2 separate regions of the Homo sapiens genome follow, and region 1 is linked to region 2. A link is a contact called in ENCODE Hi-C or POLR2A ChIA-PET data. All regions are on one chromosome and are shown on one strand. Each heading gives the region's core, a stretch centred on a gene start or an enhancer-like site at or near the end of the contact. The rest is flanking DNA. Distances are from core to core; before and after follow the strand shown.

Region 1 (7,386 bases), core at 4,548-7,047, 280 kb before region 2:
TGATTTGTTCAAATGAGGGCCTTAATACAGGCAGATCATTGCAATTTAATGCAGGTAACAGACGGTGTAGGGGATGAGAATGAAACTAATTTTTATCAACTGCTAATTATTGGCTTTTTTACAGCCACTATACTTGTGTTTTATATATGCATGATCTCATTTAATCCTCAGAACATCACTTTTAAACAGTTAGTGCTGAGCTTACATTACCCACACGACAGGTTCCATCGCTTGGCAGGTGTCAGTCCAATGACTGCAACCACGGAGGATTTAACAAAGGTATTTGATTACTTGCAACAAGTAAAGAGAACATTGGAGTAGTTCCCAAAGCAGTGCCTCCTGGAACAAAGGTGAAAGTGGGGCCTTTATTGTGCTGTTCAGCTGAGTCATTGTATGTAAAAGTGGGATAAAGTCAGCGCAGGTGCAGCCGTTGATCATGTTTCTTCATACATCACATATACAAAAAATGACGAATAGGCTCCCGTCTTGGTTTTAGTATGGTAATATGGAAAGTTCAAAAAAGTTCTTCTCCAACTCAGGCATCTCTGGATCCAATTGGTTTTTGTTTTGCAGGGGCTGGGGTTGTTCCTGGAAACTTTTTGAAATAACAAAAACTCAAGGTGCAACAGTTACAAGTGGGTAGTTTTTCTGCAGTGACCTGGGGATCCTGGGTTACACTTATCCCACAGATGAGGCTCAGAGAAATTAAGTATCCGGCCCAGGTCACTTAGAGATGAACAGATTGCTGATATTTAAAGCCAGATGTGTCTCATACTGAAGTTTCTGTTCATAACTGCTGTGTTGTGCACGATAATAGAGAAAATAGTGAACTACTTCTCAGACTATAGAAATTATAAAATAAATACTTCATGAAGAAAAACATTTTGACTTTATGAAAGTAATGCTGGAAGGAGTTATGCCGCTTGCTATTTGCGAGTGTGGGGACCAAGGCTTTTCTTTTGGCCCTCTGAAGTTTCACTGAAAAAGTGACTCACAAAAGGCAAATTAGTTGGAGAAAAGGCATACAAATTTACTTAATGTGTATGTACAGGAGCCTTCAGAATGAAGGCTCAACCCCTCAATGAGTATAGAGACTTGTATATCATCTTGAGGTTACAGAAAGAATGGGGGCTAGGATCCTGGCAAAACAGGTTGTGGAAGCAGGATGAAGAGGAATTCTGTTGAGGGGCAATAAATAATTTCTAGGGAGAATCCAATGGGTTTGAAGAACATACAGTGGTGTGGGGCAAAGTCTGTTGGGCCCGCAGAGTGGACAATGGTTTTTGACAAAAATCTGTTCAGATTTCTGGACAGACTTTAGTCTTCCTTTCTGCTATATTGTTACTGGGGGTCCCAGTTACTCCTAAAGGGGCTCTTTTCTGTGTGGTGTCCAGAAACCAATACACAAAACCAAGTGTCAAGCAGTGTAGGCTTTATCTAATGACCGTGGAGTTGGAGAAGTGGGAGTATAGCTTGCAAATAACTTTCCAGCCCCTGAGAACTGGGAAGTCACAGATGTACGGTATCTTACTTAGTAAAGGGGTGGGCATTAAGAGCAAGGGAAGGAATATTCCTGCTTTTTCTTGAGAAGGGACGAAGATTTTCTTGGAATCAAGGAGCCTCCTCTTTTTTGTCCTTTTTCAGTCTCTTCCAGTCATTATCATGGTGATTGTCAACTGTCATGGTGCAAGTGCGAATGTCATTTAGCATGGAAACTGGATTAGAATGAAGCTAGAGGTTTTTCAGGGGATGAATAAGCTGCCTAAGAAGAAATCTATGATCACAGACATCCTGTTTCCCAAAATTAAGCAGAGTTAAGCTGAGTAGGAATTTACTTCGTATATCACATATGCCTTGCATTGGGCAACAAAAGCAGAATAGGGGTCCAGCTAAGTCATGTAGGCATTGCAAGGGCAACAAATTCCCTTTTTAAATGTTCACGCCTCATTCTTGAGGGGTGCTGAAGGGCAAAGTCTATTTTCTGTAGCTTCTTTATGCTGAGTTTGGGCATAGGCAAGCATCCTGTTAAAGGAGTGAAACTCTTCCTGGTCATTTTCAGATAGGTTTGATTCTCTCCTGGCTATAGGCTTAGCTGTTGGTACCCCTGAGTAGCCCAACATTTGAATGTTTATGGCTTTTAGGCTTTTTGCAACAAACTTGGTGACAGAGTTCAGAAGTCAGGGACCAAAAATTAAAAGGGTTACTGCTGTGAACAATTACTGAGACAATGGGGCTTAGTCATGGTCCCAACCACCCTAATTAATCATTAGCTATCCTGCCTAGGATGGGTGAAGAGGGGTCTCCCTTTGTCTTGTCCAGTATAGCTATATTTTGATAACAGATTTCTAAGTTTTCTTCAACTTGGCCTGAGGTATTTATATAGAAGCAATATTCCTCTCTTAACATGGTACATGTGCCCCTGCCTCTGCTGTGAGTACATCTAGGGTCGTTCGGTTTTGCAGCACTGAAGTAGGGAGTTCAAGGCTGTCTGTTGAGCATCCAGAGTATTGACTGTAGCTTTCTGTGGTTGTTGAATAAGGATTGAGATGTTTTTAATGGACTTCTTTAGGTCACCTATCCCTAGACACCAGAAAATGCTATAGGGAGTGCCCTATACCACTTCTACTAATAATTAGATTAGAGGTAGCTAAGGGCCCAAAGTGGAGTTGGTCTGGATCATATAGGCTCCTTTCTCCACAGCCTTGGATCCTGTGATATTTAAAGCAGTGGAAAGGAATACCCTAAGGTTAAATACTTTCCCTGAGGACCCTAGATGAGATGTATTGATGCAAACTCCCTTCTAACAACGAGAGATAGTAATAAAGAGGGTTATGCCACATGACCGAAGGTTTCCAGTTCCTTTTAAAGACACTGCAGGTTGCGGGTGGTGGCTCATGCCTGTAATCTCAGCACTTTGGGAGGCCGAGGCAGGAGGATCACTTGAGCTCAGCAGTTAAAGACCAGCCTGGGCAACATAGTAAGACTCCATCTCTATCTTAGGAAAGAAAAAGAGAGAGAGGAGAAACGGAAGAAAAGAAAGGAAGGAAGGAAGGAAGGAAGGGGAGAAAGAACAGATGTTGCAGTGGTAAGCCCTTGTAACCAGGCATGGAAGTGGGAGGCATGTAACCCTATGGACCCCAGTTCTATTTCAGGGTCCCATGCATCCTGGGGTCAACATTTGAGGACATGCCCTGAAAAACAATCATTAATAATTGTATTTGTGCTTCTGCTTTTGGTGGCCCCTGCAGTGAACAATCGCCACCTGGCTTGTTCTCTTATGGGCTGGTTCTCTTATTTAAAGTCCAATAGCTTTAAAAATGACAGCACCATTCTGACCTGCTTGTTATCAGATGTTAACATGCCCCTTTCCTTCCAAACAGCTCCATGTGTGTAGCATACAGTAGGCATACTTGGAATCTGTGTATACGCTGATAATTTTTCCTTCCCCCAACTCCAGCAGCCGGGTTAGTGCAATAAGTTCTGCTTTGTGAAGAGCATCCCATAGCGAGGGCATGGGCCTCTATAACTTTAGTGAGATAGGAGATAGCATAACTTGTCCTCCTTTGTCCTCCTTGCATACAGCTACTCTCTTCAGTCAACCATTCGGCTTCTGCATTTTCTTTTTTCTTTTCTTTTTTTTTTTTTTTTTAGACGGAGTCTCGCTCTGTCACCCAGGCTGGAGCGCAGTGGCATGATCTTGGCTCACTGCAACCTCCACCTCTCGGGTTCAAGCAATTCTCCTGCCTCAGCCTCCCAAGTGGCTGGGACTACAGGTGCCCACCACCACACCCAGCGAATTTTTTTGTATTTTTAGTAGAGATCGGGTTTCACCATATTGTCCAGGCTGGTCTTGAACTCCTGACCTTGTGATCCGCCTGCCTCAGCCTCCCAAAGTGCTGGGATTACAGGTATGAGCCACCGCGCCCGGCTGGCTTCTGCATCTTCAATGGGCTAGTCTACTGGAGTATACTTCTTCCATCACTTCTAGACAGTTGTGGAATAAATGCCCATCCTTAGATGGAAAGAGGGTGGTAGGGTTCTAATTATTACACACCTTTAAAATTATATGGGAGTTATCAATAAGCATTACCTGTAACTAGAGGGTCCTGCCCGGGGATTGCCATTCTGCCTCCCTTTCTTTTATGAGAGTTTGGGTATGGTGAGGAGTCCAGATGGTTAAGGGCTGTCCAAAGGTTAGCTTCTCTGTCTCCTTCAGGAGGAGGGCTGTAGCTGCCACTGACCAGAGGCAAGATGGCTTGCCTTTAGCAACCAGGTCCAGTTGCTTAGAAAAGTAGACTCGAGGCAGAGAGGCTAGTGTTTAATACCCCTAGGGATATTCCTTCTCTTCTCATGGATATAAGGATGGAAGGGTTTGCTTACAGCTGATAGGGCTGATGCTGGGGCTCTCATAAGCTGGGTCTTAACCACTTGGACTGCTTGGTTGCATTCTACCATCCATTTAAAAGGGCCCATGTCCTTTCCTTTTGATTGTTTATATGAGGGGTGGGCAATGAGGCCAAAATTAGGAATCCAGAGGTGGCAGAACCAGGCCATTCCCAGGAACTCTCAGAGTTGCTTCTGGGTCCCTGGTGCTTATAGTTGGCATATTACCTCCCATCTGTCTTGGAACAAACGTTGTTCTCCTTCTAGGAGGGACCCCAAATAGGTAACCTGCTGCTGATAAATCTGTGCTTTTCCCTGGGAGACCTTATAACTTCCCTTTCTGCTAAGAAGTTGAAGACTAGCATGGTATTCTGATCTGAAATTTGTTTGGAGGGGCTGGAAATAAGACCCCCTCAGGATCTCTTTCTAGTCATTTAGAATGAGCCTTCCAGTTATAAGGATCTGAAATTGTGAAGGGCACATGTACAGTAACCATCCCTCCTTCCCTATTGGAGACCTGCTGGAGGGGAGAGGTAAGATGACTTACCCTGGGTACTGTCCCGGCTGACTCCCTGAGAGGAGTCCAAGGATGATTGGTGGAAAGAGGGTGTGTTGCCTGCAGGTAGGGGCTATTGTCCCCATTTGACAGATGAGAAGGCTGCTTAAAACCCTCCCTAACCACTTCCCTGTCCCCTGCCCCTCTTTATCCTACTTCCATGCCTATGCTTAATTTTTCTCCATAACATTTAAGTCATCATCTGACATTACGTGTTACTTATTTTCTCTCTGTACCATTAGCAAGCCGACTCCTTGAGAACGCACTTCTGTTAAGTTTTGTGTGCTGCTCTGTCCCTTTGCCTCTGTGTCTGAGCTCTGACATGCTCAGACAGCATGCTTTTTGGTGACATGCTATTCAGAGATCTGAGAATTAACATAGAAATGGATTTAAAGAGACCATGAAATGTAGCTCACACATGGTGGCTCATGCCTGTAGTCCCAGCTACTATAGAGGCTGAGGTGGGAGGAACCACTTGAGCCCGGGAGGTTGGAGCTGCAGTGAGCTGTGATTGTGTCACCGCATTCCAGCCTGGGCAACAGAGCCTTGGTTTTTGAGACTCTGTCTCAAAAAACAAGGCCGGGCTTGGTGGCTCATGCCTGTAATCCCAGCACTTTGAGGGACCGAGGTGGCTGGATCACTTGAGGCCAGGAGTTCAAGACCAACTTGGCCAACATGGTGAAACCCTGTCTTTACTAAAAATATAAAAAATTAGCCAGGCATGGTGACGCATGCTTGCAATCCCAGCTACTTAGGAGGCTGAGGCACGAGAATCGCTTGAACTGGGGAGGCAGAGGTTACAGTGAGCCAAGACAGCACCATTGCACTTCAGCCTGGGTGACAGGAGTGAAACTCTGTGTCAAAACCAAACCAAAACAAAACAAAAAACCACTAAACTAAAACGTAGTAAATGTTCATTAGTCTGTACACTTGCCCCAATGTTTCTCTTTATTTTGTCATATATAAAGTATGTTTTGTTAAAAATAACATTTCAGGTTGAAAATAATACGTGGACAGCAATTACTGCTTACCGCTTAATTGGGTTGTTACTGTGAGGGAAACATGAGCCAGTATCTGTGACACACTGTAAAATGTAAAGTACTCTACAACTGTCGCTAACTGCTGTCCAGAGAACTGTTTTTCCCCTTCAGTAACTTGCTTTCCCTCCTCCCCTGCTCCTTTCACCTCTCATTCCTCCTTCTTTCCCTCGTACTCCACTCTTCTCCTCCTTCCCGTTCCTCCCTCTCTCCTCTCCCTCCTCCCACTCCTCACCTTTTCTCTGCTCTCTCTTTCCTCCCACAAGTCCTCCTCGTCTCCTCCTCGTTCCCTCACTCTATCATCTCTTCCTCTCCCTCCCTCCTTCTCTCTCTTCCTCTCCATCCCTCCTTCTCTCTCTTCCTCTCCATCCCTCCCTGCCCGTCCCCTTTCCTCCCGCCCCAGCTTTTTCCCTCCTCCCGCCTCTTCGAACTCGTCTCAGGTGTCTCTCTCTTTCTCTAGGCTTCGCCGCCCCCTCATGGCGGATATGCATCACTGCCTGTGCCGTGGGCCTGAGAAAGTCTCACCCTCTCAACCCCTGTCAATGGAGCGGCCTATAGATGGCAAGCTGAGGGCTGTGCACAGCAGGGAACCTCAAAAGCTGAAATGCACGTTTTGCTCCTAGAGGCGTTGCCAGGCGTGGTGGCTCACGCCTGTAATCCCAACACTTTGGGAGGCCGAGGCGGGCTGATCGCGAGCTCAGGAGTTCGAGATCAGCCTGACCAATAAAAACACAAAAATTAGCCGGGCATGATGGTGCGCGCCTGTACGTTTATATGAATGCAAACTGAGCTTTATTTCCATCCTCTGCCCCTTCCCGCTTAATGGCATATCCTTCATCTTAGTCAAACCAGGCTACTCCTGAGTCAATAATGGTCTTCGTCCTAGTCAATTCAGGGCTTTATTAATTAATTTTGGGCCTCTCCTTTTCCTCAGATGGTATCTCAGTTTGGACATGAAGAGAAGACCGCTCCTGTGTCCACGCATGGAGAAGAACCGCTGGCCCTCCCTGGTCGTCTGTCCACTAGGGCATCTGCCTCTGCGTTCTTGTGCCCTGGTTTCTGAGTGCAGAACCACTAAAATCCTGGCTTCTTTCCTCAGCATCCTGGCGAGGTATCCTCAGCCTCTGAACCCGTCAGCCACATTCACACCCAGAGGAACCAGGAAGCATCCACAGCTTCCCCTACACCCTACAGCTCTGCCTCAGGTCCTCCCAAAGCTATATCCAAATAAGGTTACATTCTGAGGTACTAGGATTAGGATTTCAACATATGAATTTTGGGGGACACAAAACTGAATCCATAAAAAGGTGGTTGGGGTCCTTTTAGAAAACATGTTCCAAAAGTCCACGTATCTACGAATTTTTAAAAACTAGAAGATGATTTTGAATTGAGCCTGCTATTAAGAGAGAT
Region 2 (7,677 bases), core at 1,852-4,351:
ATTAAATTAATAGCTCTTCCTTAAACTTTTAAATTCAATTTACAATGCTTACTATTGGCATTTATTAATCTACCAATTTTTTCCCATAGAACCCATAGAACAAATAATCTACCAAATTTTTAACATTCATTTTTGGCAAGGCTTTTGCAATTTGACGAACTTTAAGAAGAAAACTTATAAATTGCAATTTTTAAATCTGACATACTGGACTTTTAAAGTATCCAATTGACTAATGAACAAAACTGCTCCAAATTTTTCAATTCTTAAAAATCTTAAGACAATACTTAATATGGCAAATCTTAACTTCTTAAACTTTGTAAGAATGCTAATCAACTTAGATTGGTATAAAGTTGAGTTAAAAATCACAGGATACATCATCTCAGCTATAAGTTTTCATGAGTTGAGTTTTTACAATCACTTGAAATGCTTAGAATAGGAAATACGTATAAATTATTTAACATAAAATATTGTTACAAAACCTCTGGAGTGTCAGTTTCTCTGGCCAGACTTTATGCTGCAGCACCTTTGCCTGAGTTCTTGTCCTGCATCCAGGAAGAATTAGGTACAGAGGCAAGAGTCAAGAAGATTAGTTTTCCAATAGTTCAGCTCACCTAGTTAACTCCTGTTCACAATCTTCAAAGTTATCAGAAACCTGCAATTGAGGGTTATAATCCATTCTTTGCAGAGTTTCAAAACAAGACAACATTTGTCTATGAATGTTAAAATGTCCTAGGGTAGTCACAGTCAAAAACACAATTGACAAAGAAATTTAGTCACCTCTGTGATTTACAATAGCCTAACACAATAACTCTAATTATAACTGATGACACAAACTCAGATATCAGAACTCTAGAAATCCCCTATAATTTTGGAACACACATTCACAGTTTTCACTGAAATATGACCTGAAGATCAAATATCACCTTATTTCAACAATCCTATATAACTAAACGTGTCAAATGATCCTGTTTACCTCTCCTTTGGATACTCCAGGGGCCCTCTGTAGCATCCAAAAGTTAGGGGTTAGCAAAGACAATTTTGAAGCTGTAAAGGCTCAAAACACTTAATGAACCTCTAGTCATATCTGTTCTCTACTCACTAAATGCTAGTAGCACCTCTCAGTTGTGGCTAAGCTGGGAGGATCTCTTGAGCCTAGAAGTTTGGGGACGCAGTGAGCTATGATTATGCCACTGCACTCCAGCCTGGGCAACAATGCAAAATCCTGTCTCAAAAACAAAAACAAAAAACAAATTGCCTATGCTGTGGTTATCTCACAATTAATAAAAAGGAAAAAAAAAGTATGCAGTCTTTGTAGGTCCTTGGGGTTTGTTGGAACTCAGAAAACAATACCCCAAAATAAAGACCGCAGAAGCCAAAGTTTTTCTCTGATCTTCTCCTGCCCTCCTGTCTCTGAGTCCCATTCTCCCCGGAGTCTAGCCATAGAAATGAGAATTCCTCTTCCTCAAGTTAGGTCATAGAAATCAAAACACCTTTTCCCCAGAGCCCAGCCATAAAACCTAAAAATATTACTCTAACTTTCCCTCTGTTTTTCTGTGTAAAAACTGGCCATAAAGAAATTATCTGAACTACCTTATTTGATCATAGATCACCAGACCGCATTCCAGAGAGGATCCAGAAGGAAGGAATGCTGCACAGAGAGGCGAAGAAGAATCTAGACAGACAGGCCTTGCTGGGTTTCCCTACTCTGTTTATTAGCAATCCTATTTCTACACGGCGGCCCATACTTTGTTGAATCTAAAAAATAAAAATGGACAATTTCCCCTGTACATGTTAATACACATTAATAAATTGGATATAAATTGGATAATTTATTAATATACACATTAATAAATTGGATGCAGCCGGGTGCAATGGCTCACGCCTGTAATCCCAGCACTTTGGGAGCTGAGGCGGGCAGACCACGAGGTCAAGACCACCCTAGCCGAAATGGTGAAACCCCGTCTCTATTAAAAATACAAAAGTTAGCTGGGCGTGGTGGCACATGCCTGTAGTCCCAGCTACTGGGGAGGCTGAGGCAGGAGAATTGCTTGAACTCGGGAGGCGGAGGTTGCAGTGAGCCGAGATTGCGCCACTGCACTCCAGCCTGGTGACAGAGTGAGACTCCGTCTAAAAATAATAATAATAATAATAATAATAATAATAATAATAATAAATTGGATGCATTTTATCCTATTAATCTTCCTCTTGTCGGTGGTTTTCAGCGACTCTTCAGAGGCCAAAGAGTAAGTTTTCCCTTAGCCCCTACAGGTTCTTATGTTTAATTTGTTACTCTCATTTAAGACATAATTAAAGTGGCTTCTCCATGAAGATTATTTCTGCATCCATTATTTGGTAAGATTGGCCGTTTTCTCCTTTGATCTCTACTTCACACTGACCCACATAAAACATCACTGCCTGTTTTTTTGTTGTTGTTGTTTGGAGACGGAGTCTTGCTCTGTTGCCCAGGCTGGAGTGCAGTGGTGTGATCTCCGCTCACTGCAAGCTCCGCCTCCCGGATTCACGCCATTCTCCTGCCTCAGCCTCCTGAGCAGCTGGGACTACAGGCACCCACCACCAAGCCCGGCTAATTTTTGTATTTTTAGTAGATACGGGGTTTCACTTTGTTAACCAGGATGGTCTCGATCTCCTGACCTCGTGATCGGCCCGCCTCAGCCTCCCAAAGTGCTGGGATTACAGGAGTGAGCCACTGCGCCCGGCCCCGTTTTTTTTTTTGGTTTTTGCATGTCTTCTCCCTTTTACTGTAAACTATTTCCACTACCAGCGTAGTTATCATTTCTACTGCTTAATAATTGTTTTGGGGAAGTGAATGCATCAACCCACATGAATTTCTTGTCTATTTGACAATTTATTCTCTTTAGGAATAGTATTAACTCCTAAGGTCCTGGGAGCCAGTCTCTGTACTTGGCTGCTCCAGGGTCCTACTTCAGTTTCCCAGCTTCTCAGTACTGTCACTGTCAATTGTGGGTAATAATTATTTTTGTCCACCAAAAGACTCTGTATGTGAATGAGTTTTGAAATCTGCTGAGTAATACAGTGTCAACCCAGTTAATGATTTGCCGGGCGGCTTGATCAGGGGCTGTCCAACTACCGGCATTTTGATTTGGAGCGTCATCTAGTGTCTGAAAGCACAAACAACATCCTACATTGTAAATGCCTTTGGCTACAGAGATTGAAACCAAAGCAAACCTATGTTTTGAATTGTTATTCTTCAGCAGTTCTGCTAGCTTTGAAAAATCTAAAAGTTAAAAAAAAGCTTTATATTTCATTTTCTGCCTAAACTCTTTAAAATTGCTAGTTGACAATTAGATATTTTCAATTTAATGAAATTTTTTTTTAGTTCACAGATTAATACACAATGGGGGAGGGTTCTTATTCTGTTGGACTTTTACATAACCTCCACTTTAGTGCAGTCTGCTTTATGGGGTCTTGTTTGAGGTGTGTGTGTGTTTAAGGGAATGTGGTTTACAATCAAAATATTGGGTTGCTCTTAGGCACATTGTAAAGTCACACACCTGTATTCTTATTGATACATAATGATTAATAACATTATTATTACAGCCTGATCACCATCATTATTGATATATCTAAATAATGAATTTTATAATTTTGCTTCCTGTCAGGCAAGAGCCAATTTCAGTGCTACCATGTTTGTATAGCAGTATTTATGTCTGTCATCCTCAGTCATTTTACTTCACTTGTTCTTAGCCAAACGGCCGAGAAGCGATGGTCATTTTACTTCAAAAATGAAAAGAATTAATATTTTTACGTTTCCCTTAAAGACCCTATGTTTAACCTCCACTCCTGGGTAAAATGGTCTAGTCCCTCCTTTTCATATCATCTCTGATATCTTTTGCACAGCCACTATTACCTACCGTTTTCTAGATCCCTATTCTTCAAACACCACCATGAAGGTAGAGCCTGTCTGAATTATTTTCTTGTCCCCTGAACTCAGTACATTGTTAGGCTTCTTGAAGATGTTGATCAGTTGTTTGTGGAGTGAATGAATCAGCTAGCATGATTTTTCTAGACCACTGAGACAAGTGTCTAAGACACTTGTTCCTTCCCATGTTCTTGCCTGCCTGTGCAATCCATGCAGTCTCATGGCTTCCCAGTGCCTCAGAATTATCCCCTGTCAAACAGGCATTATAATTTCTGTCCACTGAAAAGGACAAAAAACTAAGTGTATAGCTAGAAGTTAAAAATTACCGGCCAGGTACTGTGGCTCACTCCTGTTATTCCAACATTTTGGGAGGCTGAGGCGGGCAGATCACCTGAGGTCAGGAATTCGATACCAGGCTGGCTAACATGGCGACCCCGTCTCTATCAAAAATGTAAAAGTTAGCCAGGTGTGGTGGCTCGCACCTGTGGCCCCAGCTACTCAGGAGGCTGAGGCAGGAGGATCGTTTGAGCCCTGGAGGTTGAGGCTGCAGAAAAATAGGAATATACTCTCTTTCAAGAGTTCGTGGTTTTGACTGCCACCTAGCGTACATCAGAAAAACCGCATGACATAGGAAATGCCTGTGACAGAGGGGTAAGGTGAGAGAGGTTGATGAAGAATGTATTGAAGGAGTGAAAACGCTTCCATCCCTCTACTTACTAAATATATTAGTTAAGTAGTTGGGGCATATTTTAATTCATGCATTTTGTAGATAGAAAAACAAAAGTTTTATTCTGTTTGATTTAGTTGATACTTTAATATGTGTGTGTTTAGGATGCATGATTTATAATCAGTCTGCAGCACTTCTTGGAGAAGTCTGAATTCTCATTCTCCATTTCCTTATTGGCAACGTGAGAATGATTACAATGGTGGTTGTCTCATAGAATGCAGGGAGTCAGAATGAAAATAGTCCATATAATGCCTGGTGCAGAGGAAGGGTTCAGTTAACTGTCTGTATTAATATTACTGATAACAGTCATGACAAACAAAAGCTTAACAACAACACCACCAACAACAGTTGCAGAATTGAGCCACCAATTTGCACACAAGATTGTAGGTAGGATGTTTTAGAAAAGTTATTATTTAATATATGTATATATTTTTGTACTTAAAATATGTCAGAGGTTGTTCTAAGAACTATTTAAATGTTAACTCCTTAATCCTCATAATGACCCATGAAACAGGTAGGCTTATTATTGTCTCTTTACATGTGAGAACACTGAGACACGAAAAGGTTTATTAACTCACCCAAAGTCACACAGCTGGTAAAACGGCAAAATTGAATTTGAACTCAGACATTCCAGGTTCCAAGACAGTCTAATTATTCTTTTGACTAATATACTAAGCTGCCTCTGTATTTTTCCTTGATTACTTTGTAAAAGTATGAGGAAAATATAAGTGCTTCAAGTAACCATGAAAAATATAAACAATCTATGTATCAACTGAAGCATAATTACAAATCCTTTGATAAGCAAACATAATAAAAATTTGATATCAATCAAAACTTTCATGTAATGTAAGCAGGTTGAGATGAATTCTATAGTAAAAAAGTGCAGAGTGCTGGAATACCATGCTCCTAATATATTGGCTAGGCACACCTGCCTGCTATCAAAGGTATGCACACACCTTGGATACAGAAAGTTGGGACTGGGTAGTTATGTGAGTGTCATCAGAATTCTTTCCCACTTGGGAAAGAATTGTCCATCATAAGCTTGGATGATGGACAAGGAGTGAGCTCCCAGAACAGTGATGTGGGGATACATCCTCACATCACAGTGAGAATGAGTGTTCTAGACTGTTTACACACCTACCACTCCTAAATGCACACATATAATTGCTTGCACACACACACATACACACTCATCTCTTCTCTGGTGGTCCAGCTCTATCTCTTATCATTAGGCTTCTTGGGGCTAGTACCTAGGGCCTGTATCCTTTCAGAGGCAGCTAAGGGAAGCACACATAATTAGAAAGAATGAACCAGCTTGTTGGATTTGGTCTCTTCGCATCCAGCCCTCCAAGTTAAGGAGAGTACCATCTTTCTTAGGGTCACCAAAGGAAAAAAAAAAAAAAGAAAGAAACAGAAGGATATCATACAGCAAGGATCTAATGCAAATATGCCTCAAATGAGAGGCTACTGTGTGCTGATCCCAATCCCAGGAACTGTATGCACATTATCTAATTTAATCCTCACTGTATTTCTGGGAGTATTATTCCCATTTTACAGAGAAGGAACTTGGCAGGGTAACCAAGCTCATGAATGGAGAAACTGGGATTAAATATAAAGCTTCCTTGCTCCAGAACTGCTGTCTTTCTGCTCTTCCACACTACCAGCTCAGCTGTGCTCTCTACATGCAGGCAGTTTTACAAGTTTCAGATTAGCCTGGGACTTCCAGGGTTTTGAATGGGTTAGGGAATGGGGAACTTTTGGGTTTACTTTCCATTTTTTCTTCATACATATGTAATATATAACATAAATCTATGGTATATATGATAAATATATGGCTACATATGAACTATATAATCACATATATGCATTATAAATAAATATTAATTTTATAATATTTTAAAGGTTATCAAATAAATATTAATATAAATAATTAAATAATTAATACTCAGCTTTGTTTTCCAAAGTGATAAATGCCTATATTTAGCAAAATATTTTTTGGAGGCCTGATAGTTTTTAGGAGTGTAAAGAAGTCCTGATATCTAAATGTTTAAGAACCACTATTTTAGGCTGTTGTCTTCTGTCTTATTTTCCCAGCTAGACTGGTAAATACTTGAAGGCAAACGTTTAGCCAGCACATTAACATTTTATGTTTTTATTCTTTTGTGCTCTCAGTGGCTGTGTCTTTTCTATCGATTTCTCACACTGTATGATGGTTATATTTGTCTGTATCTGTCCCACCAGGTATAAGTTCTTGAGAGGACACACTGCTAGGCTGATCTTAGTTTTTATTATTTCTCCTGGTGTCCTGTGCTTAACAAGTGCTCATTAAGTGTGTAAAAACACAGCACAGTAAAAAACTAGACATTAAAAAATAATGTCAACCAATCTATTGAAATTTGCATTTCCATGTTTCTTCCAATATAGTCATTGTGTCAGGTTATGTACTTATTCTGATGAAGACTATTGCCTAATATACGTTTGCATCTTGTGCTTTATAACTGCCTTCATATAGACACAGATTGAGAAGGTGTAAAAATGTGCATATCCTCACAATTGACAAATTCTTATCCTTTGAGGGTAGGTTTGACTTTCTGAAATGCTTTGACATCATTTGAAAGAAGCTTGAAGAATAAGATAGCTGTTAATGACCCAGTTTCCTATGTCACTTATACAATTATAATGGCAATTTCAAAATGTTAGGTAAATATATTTTGCAATATATTGTTCCTTTTGTAATACTCTCTATGTATTTATTTATATTTTTAAATTTTATATTTATGTATTTATTTTTCTGGACAGAGTCTTGCTCTGTTGCCCAGGTTAGAGTGAAGTGTTGTGATCATAGCTCTCTGCAACTTCAAACTGCTTGGCAAAAGTGATCCTCCTGCCTCAGCCTCATGAGTAGAGTAGCGGGAACTACAGGCGCATGCCACTGCACCCAGCTAATCACTATTTATTATGCTCCTACTGTGTGCTTTAGTATATTTTCTGTTGTTTTCTGCAACCCATTTTGAGGGCGTGTTAGGGAATACAGATGCAGTAACTTTCG

Evidence for each region. Hi-C counts contacts between places; a loop is a spot of excess contacts on that map. ChIA-PET counts read pairs that join two places held with the same protein, here RNA polymerase II (POLR2A). Pooled maps may share reads with other maps.
Region 1: a loop to region 2 is called in a pooled map, with 3 times the contacts of the local background. The contact joins two enhancer-like sites. A Hi-C loop is called at or near these places in 3 of 50 pooled maps. POLR2A ChIA-PET finds 5 or more read pairs at or near these places in 4 of 52 experiments (Caco-2, PC-9, activated B cell and 1 more).

What each region holds. Positions count from the first base shown.
Region 1 is chr6:26,340,867-26,348,252 of GRCh38, reverse strand. No RefSeq gene overlaps it. Among named protein-coding and RNA genes, the nearest start is that of TRW-CCA3-2, 13 kb to the right of the region's middle. RefSeq lists an enhancer at 5,604-5,743. Within about 2 kb of position 5,797, at least 2 of the 41 ENCODE cell types and tissues checked have a DNase peak (open chromatin) inside an H3K27ac peak, as active enhancers do.
Region 2 is chr6:26,061,540-26,069,216 of GRCh38, reverse strand. No RefSeq gene overlaps it. Among named protein-coding and RNA genes, the nearest start is that of H1-2, 8.9 kb to the right of the region's middle. RefSeq lists an enhancer at 2,105-2,604 and a silencer at 4,451-4,590. Within about 2 kb of position 3,101, at least 7 of the 41 ENCODE cell types and tissues checked have a DNase peak (open chromatin) inside an H3K27ac peak, as active enhancers do.